2 separate regions of the Homo sapiens genome follow, and region 2 is linked to region 1. A link is a contact called in ENCODE Hi-C data. All regions are on one chromosome and are shown on one strand. Each heading gives the region's core, a stretch centred on a gene start or an enhancer-like site at or near the end of the contact. The rest is flanking DNA. Distances are from core to core; before and after follow the strand shown. Region 1 has its middle 5.4 kb from the start of KIF13A. Region 2 overlaps RNF144B (ring finger protein 144B).

Region 1 (3,698 bases), core at 1,180-3,679:
AGGATATACAAAATTTAATCAATCCCTTCTCTGTCTCATTTTCTCCTTCTCCCTCATTCTCTGCCAGATCATGAAAGCCTTGAGTGCCTAAGAAATTTCATGTTTATTGTAAAGGCAATAGGAACTGAATGAAGCATTTGGATTTGGAGCCAGGGATTGACATATTCAGAGCATTGATTCAGGGTAATTAATTTGGCAACACTGTATCCATCCAGAGGACTATTGTAGTCATCCAGATGAGGTGATGATATCATCATCCAGAGGTGATGATAGCATGAACAAAGCCAATGATAGCACAAATGGAGCAGAAGGAACAGACGCAGAACTTACTGCGAGAAAAGTGGAACAATTTAGCAACCAATGGGATGTGAAGATTGAGGGAGGCAAAGGATTGCAAGTGACTGAGAAAGGGATTGGGAGGATGATGGCCCATAACACCACGAATAGTTGAGAAGAAGAATAGGTCTTAAGGTGAGAGGGGCATGATTCATTTGGTGTTACAGGTTAGAAAAACAGTTCCCATTGGTTCTTTGCAGAGTGACTCTTCTTTCTGCTTTCCTGACCCTTTCCAACTTTAAAGACCAGATTAGTCCTCACCTCTTCTATGAAGAGTTTACTAGTCTGGGCATGGTGGCTCATACCTATAATCCCAGCATTTTGGGAGACTGAGGTGGGCGGATCACTTGAGTCCAGGAGTTCAAGACCAGCCTGGCCAACCCAGTGAATCTCTGTCTCTACTAAAAATACAAAAAAATTATCTGGGCATGGTGGCACATGCCTGTAATCCCAGCTACTTGGGAAGCTGAGGCATAAGAATTGTTTGAACCGGGGAGAAAAGAGGTTGCAGTGAGTCAAGATCATGCCACTGTACTCCAGCCTGGGTGACAGAGTAAGACTCTGTCTCAAAAATAAATAAATAAATAAATAAATAAAAGTTTACTAAACATTTCTTTTTCAAAACAGTTTAGCCTTACATCATTAGGAATTATGTCTTTTTAGCGTTTGAAGGGCCTTTGGGAGTCCTGTGGACCTTTTTACAACAGCCCCCAAAACGGCCACCCATTCCGTGCTTGGATTCCGCTGACAGAGTTCTCAAATTGGAAGAGAAGCTGAACTCAGTCAGGGGACTCCTCAAGTTCTTCGCCTAGGAAAGGCCTCCATGAAGAATCAGATTTGCATCCCTGGGCATTCCACCTAGTGACAGAAGTGCTGCCTTCTCCTGCTTCCCATGCCAAATCTAACTCCCTTTTTTTTTTTTTTTTTTTTTTTTTTTGAGATGGGGTCTTGGCTGTATCACCCAGGCTGGAGTGCAGTGGCGCAACCTCGGCTCACTGCAACCTCCGCCTCCCAGGTTCAAGTGATTCTCCTGCCTCAGCCTCCCGAGTAGCTGGGATTACAGGCACACACCACCACACATGGTTAATTTTTTGTATTTTTAGTAGAGAAGGGGTTTCGCCATGTTGGCCACGCTGGTCTCAGACTCCTGACCTCAAGTGATCTACCTGCCTCAGCCTCCCAAAGCGCTGGGATTACAGGCATGAGCCACCATGCCCAGCCTCCAAATCTAACTCCTGCTATACCTGAAGCCCCTCAGATACTTGAGGCTGGCTTTCATGTCCTTCTGAAGACTTCCATTCCCCTAGAACATGCTGTTCTGGTTACTGTTGTAGTAAATCCCACCAAAATTTAGTGTCTTAAAACAACAACAATCTGGTGGTGTGTGCCTGTAGTCCCAGCTACTCAGGAGGGATGCAAGGACTTTTCTATCATGACAACAGGAGAGTTTGGGATGCTGGACAGTATCCCATTCTGGAGTCAGCGAGGAGAAGAAGCTCAGAGTGTGGGCCCACTGCATACAGGTAAAGGCCCATCAGAGAGCTGGCCCAGCCTGGCTAGAGGCCCTGGACTGGGGCTGAGGTATGGAAAGACCGGTGAGGCTTGCTTGACAGAACACTCTGGCCCAGCCATCAGCCAGCCTTACAATGCCCACAGATCACCATATGCCAACGAATACAGCCATGCGTACTAGTCACTAAGAGGGCCCTGGTCTATGCTCCTTTGTCAGGAAGAGCTTGTTAGCATAGCTTTACTTTAGAAACTGGAAACACCATGGGTTCTGAGGAACTGGCAGACAACTGATAGATAACAAACATCCCAAGGACTCTGGAATCATCCCATTTCAGATGTAAGACTAAGTTCCAAAGTTATTTCAGTCAGAAGTAGCAGATCAGGCTGCCAGGCTGATCTAAAAATTGCTAATGTCTTAAGTCTGCAGAGAATCAAAGAATAATCATAGAACAGTCAAATACTTTTAAATAAGAGGCTTTCTATAAACTAGTTTAACAACCATGAGTCAGCCTAGGCTAAGTTATGACATGGTGACCAACAACGCTTGAATCTCAGTGGCTTACAAAAAGCTTTATGCCCTACACGCATGACTTGTCCATCACAGCCTGCTTGTGGTTTTGCTTCTATCATTTTCTTTCTGAGTCCTAGGCTGACGAAACAGCCCCTAGCTGAGTCAACGCTGGTTTTGTAACAGAAGGAAAGGAGAAGGTGGCAGACCACACAATAGCTCCTCAAGTTTTGCTCAGAAATGGTACACATTGGCTGGGCACGGTGGCTCACGCCTGTAATCCCAGCACTTTGGGAGGCCGAGGCGGACAGATCACGAGGTCAGGAGTTTAGACCAACCTGGCTAACATGGAGAAACCTCGTCTCTACTAAAAATACAAAAAATTAGCCAAGCGTGGTGGCAGCGCCTGTAATCCCAGTATTTGGGAGGCTGAGGCAGGACAATCGCTTGAACCCAGGAGGTGGGTGTTGCAGCAAGCCAAGCCCATGCCACTGCATTCCAGCTTGGACAACAGAGCAGGACTCTGTCTCAAAAAAAAGAGAAAAAGAAAAAAGAAAAAGAAAGGAATGGTACCCATCCCTTCTCAATTTTCATTGGACAAAGGAAGTCACACGGTCAAGCCAAGCATCAATGGAAAAGGGAAAAAGAATTCTCCCCCAGGGAGGGACTCCAAACCATTTATTACAAGAACATTTATATTTCACAACAGTTAACAGTAGATAACATTTATTAAACACTGACTACTTACCAAGCATAGTTTCATTATTTAATCCTCTCAATAACCCTATGAGGCACAAACTATTATTGTCATCCTTCATTATAACTAACCGGTAAAAAGTAAAGAGACAATTTAAGCAGCTTGCCCAAGGTCACATACCTGGGAAGTGATGGCCTTGGGATTTAAATGCAGGTCTTCAAAAACCACAGCTCTCACTTCCACACTGTGACTGCTTCAGATGTGTTTTCCGAAATAAAGCTGCCGACCTACATAATTGGAATGTGCACGTGAGTGGTTTTTCTAAGGGTGATAATGGATTTGCCTTGACTCGTCTCTATTTTTCTGGCACAAAAAATATAAGCAATATAAACAACACTAAATATTATGCTTTACAGTTCAATGCAATATGTAGTCTCCACAAAAGAGTTACAAAATTTATGGGAGATAGAAAAGATGATAATCCTTTTGACAGAAGTAAGGGGTAGGCCACACACAGTGGCTCATGCCTATAATCCCAGCACGTTGGGAGTTTGAGGCGGGTGGATCACCTGAGGTCAGGAGTTCAAGACCAGCCTGGCCAACATGGTGAAACTCTGTCTCTACTAAAAATACAAAAATTAGCTG
Region 2 (3,882 bases), core at 439-2,938, 410 kb after region 1:
AATTTTGGTGGGGATAAACAAACCATATCCAAACCATAGCAGAGACATTTACAGTTTGGGAGGATTTGCAATGTGTATGTGCACACACAGTTTGGTAACTTTCAAATGAAGCATGAATCTGTGGTGGATCTTTCCTGGGTTCTAACTGTTACCTGCATTAGGAGAAAGTAATGCCACTTTCCTATTTCTACCTCTGTTTCTCCCTTGCAGTATAGCATAGTGTGTTAGAATGCAGATATGGAGATAAGAAGACTCAGGCTCAAGTTCAGGCTTTGTCATTTGATGGTGTATGATTTGGGGCAAGTTGTTTGCCTTCTCTAGACTTTAGTTTCTTTGCCTGTAAGACGGAGGGAGGGAGGGGTTGACAATACCTACCTTTATTTCCTAAGATCCATCAGTGTGCTGAGCTGTTACGTTCTTCAAAAAGATTTCAGAGAAAGGAAAGCCTATAATGATTTGACTGGCTTCCTCACTAGCCTTTTATAAAAAGGTGGTTATATAGGTAATTACAACCTCACTGCTATTCTGAGATACTCAGAGATTAGCAGTTAGGATAGAGAGAAATGTCTCTTTTGGATTTGTTCAAAGTGTGGCTTTGAAATATTTAAACTAAATATCTAGAATTAGGACTTAACAGGGAAAAAAAAGTGCCAATACAACTTTGACAGTAAATAGATGAGCACATTTATGGTGGATATAAAAGATTCAGATGAAAGGGTGTTTCAAAGTACCACATATTTAAGAACTTGCTTACTTCCAAGAACATAATAATATAATTACTTGTTGGCTTGATATGTTAGTCTAGTATCATTTTAAGTTCCTTTTATTGAGAATTCTCTGGAACCACAAGAAATAATGAGGGATCTTACTCAAGGCCAATGCCACAGAATGATTCTCTGTCCCCTCTTCTGGTCATGAGACCTGCCAACCTTTCCCAAAGCTTTCAAATTCTCCAGCTCCAGATTCCCACGTCTTCTACTACTATTAAATGGGCCGAACTAAGTTCTGCCAGTTCAAAGCACTGTATTATTCTGTTGGTTTCTGGTACCTAAATATGCTTGCTTGCAAGGTTAGTTTTTTTCTTTATTATTATTATTATTATTATTATTGTTATTATTATTTTTGAGATGGAGTCTTGCTCTGTTGCCCAGGCTGGAGTGCAGTGGCACAATCTCGGCTCACTGTAACTTCCGCCTCCCGGGTTCAAGTGGTTCTCCTGCCTCAGCCTCCGGAGTAGCTGGGATTACAGGCATGTGCCACCAGGCCTGACTAATTTTTTTTGTATTTTTAGTTGAGTTGGGGTTTCACTATGTAGGTCAGGCTGGTCTTGAACTCCTGACCTCGTGATCCACCTGCCTCGGCCTCCCAAAGTGCTGGGATTATAGGCGTGAGCCACCGTGCCCAGCCGCAAGGTTAGTTTTATGCTTTCCCTTAACTTTGCTTGGGGTGGTTAGCAGTAAATCAGTGAATTTGTCTTTGTTTGTGAAATAACTTCAATATACTCACTGCTTATATCCATTAAGAGATTTAATGACAATACTATGGTGACTTTTGTATTTATTGGTCAAGTCACAGGTTTACAATGCCGATTTTATTGGCACTATATTTTTCCACTGACAACGGAGCCACTGCAGGGTCAGATGGCATCTGTGGAAAAAGAGCAAACAGTAACAGCATGAGAAATGGATTAGAGATGACTCAAGGAGGAGCTGGCTTCCTGGACCTATGATCTCATCCATGCCTAATGCTTACCACTTACTTATTCAAGGAAAGTAGTAAAATGTGGCAAGAGAGGAAAGAACAGCAGAAGAAAACCATACTATTAAGGCCCTAATGTCTTTGTCATAGCATCATAGTCCTAGAATTGTAAGTGACCTTAGATCTTCTAGTTCCCCCACCCTCCTAATGAAAGAAGTCATTTTCTGGGATGCCAGTATGGTTTGGCATTTAAGAGAATGGGTCTCAAGTTTGGTAGCTTAGGCTTTATTTATTCAACAAATATTTGCTGTGTCTTGCATAGTTCTGATGGTTTGAATATAGTGGTGAACGATCAGATTAAGCCCTGGTTTTCAAATAACTCAACTTTTCGTATGAGACATAGATGCTAACAAGTAAATACAGAAGTCAGGTGATGGTTTGTGCTATGGAAAAATAGGGTGAGGGGGGTCAGGAGTGCTGTGGGGAAGAGGGACTTCTACTTTATTAGATGATCAGGGAAGTCTCAGTGATAAGGTGTTATTTGAGCAGAGACCTGAAGGAAATGGGGAACAAGCCATACAGATATCTGGGAGAAGAGGGTTGTAGGCAGAGGGAAGCAGTATGGAGGTCTTAAGTTGGGAGTGTGCTTGGTGTATCCTGTTACAGCAAAGGAGGCTGGTGTGGCTGGAAAAGTGTGTGTGTGTGTGTGTGTGTGTGTGTGTGTGTGTGTGTGTGTAGGGGGAGTAGTAGGAGATGAAGGCTAAGTCCCATGATCTTCTCTCTGCAAGCTGGAGACCCAGGAGAACCAGTGGTGTATTTCCAGTCCAAGTCTGAAGGCTTGAGAACTAAGAGAGCCAGTGGTATAAGTCCCAGTCCGAGGGCAGGAGAAAACTGATGTCCCAGCTCAGGCAGTCAGGCAGGGAGACGAATTCTTTCCTCCTTTTGTTCTTTTTAGGCCCTTAATGGATTGGATGATGCCTGCTCGCAATGGGGAGGGTAAACTGCTTTACTCAGTTTACCGATGCAAGTGCTGATTGTATTAGTCTGTTTTCACACTGCTATAAAGAATACCTGAGATCTATAAAGGAAGGAGGTTTAATTGACTCACAGTTCTGCATGGATGGGGAGGCCTCAGGAAACTTACAATCATGGTGGAAGGGGAAGCAGCCACGTCTTACATAGTAGCAGGCGAGAAAGAGAGCACCACACTTATCAAACAACCAGATCTCGTGAGAATTCACTATCATGGGAACAGCATGGGGGATACTGCCCCTATAATCTAGTCACCTCCCACCAGGTCCCTCCCTCAACATCTGGGGGTTATAATTCAAGATGAGATTTGGGTGGGGACACAGAGCCAAGCTATATCACTGATCTTATCCAGAAACACACACACACATGCCCAGAAATGAGGCATATAGGAGGCATCCTGTGGCCAAGATGACACACAAAATTAACCTTTATGCATAGAGAATAAACTACAGGGGCCAGGGTGAAAGCAAGAAGACTACTTAGAAGGCAAACGTAATAATCCAGGCCAGAGATGATAGTGGCCTGGACCAGCAGATGGTAGGGGTTAATGTCTTTGGGCAGTCTATTGGGTCATTTTCTTTCATGTAATATAGGGATAATAAGAAATCATCTCACAAGATTATATAGAAGATTACAGTAGATAATCTAGATAAATTACTTAGTACACTGCCAGAATACAGCTAGCATATATAGCTCTACTCTTTTTAGTGTGGTTATCTAGCTTTTGACTGATAATTTCCAGGATTGGGACATACCATAGTACTGACTATTCAATTATTGGAAATTTCTAAATTGAAACCATCTTTGCTCTACATTCATTTGAAACTGGTTTCTATGTAAATTCTAACTATTAGCGTTACTTCCACTCTCTAAAATAAAATTGGTTAGAATCTAATTTTACTATTCCTGGTTGAAATCTAATTCTACTCACTAGCTGCATATTATTTGAATGAAGGTTATCTTTTTTTTAGAGGGCGGACGTCAGATTACTCATGAAAAATTCTCCTATAGTGCTCAGTCCAATGTAGGAAATAGTGAGCTATCTAGTAGTGAGATAAGTAGGCCTGCTATTAGTTCCAATTCTGTCAATAACTCTATGACTCGAATCAAGTTATTTCTCTAGAATTTCCTCATTTGTAAAAATGGTGGCTT

What was found. Hi-C counts contacts between places; a loop is a spot of excess contacts on that map. Pooled maps may share reads with other maps.
Region 2: a loop to region 1 is called in a pooled map, with 3 times the contacts of the local background. The contact joins two enhancer-like sites. A Hi-C loop is called at or near these places in 2 of 37 single-sample maps with no recorded cell type and 3 of 50 pooled maps.

The regions. Positions count from the first base shown.
Region 1 is chr6:17,991,207-17,994,904 of GRCh38, forward strand. No RefSeq gene overlaps it. Among named protein-coding and RNA genes, the nearest start is that of KIF13A, 5.4 kb to the left of the region's middle. RefSeq lists an enhancer at 2,330-2,379. Within about 2 kb of position 2,430, at least 3 of the 41 ENCODE cell types and tissues checked have a DNase peak (open chromatin) inside an H3K27ac peak, as active enhancers do.
Region 2 is chr6:18,404,068-18,407,949 of GRCh38, forward strand. The region is part of intron 2 of RNF144B (ring finger protein 144B); the gene reads left to right. Among named protein-coding and RNA genes, the nearest start is that of RNF144B, 19 kb to the left of the region's middle. Within about 2 kb of position 1,689, at least 7 of the 41 ENCODE cell types and tissues checked have a DNase peak (open chromatin) inside an H3K27ac peak, as active enhancers do.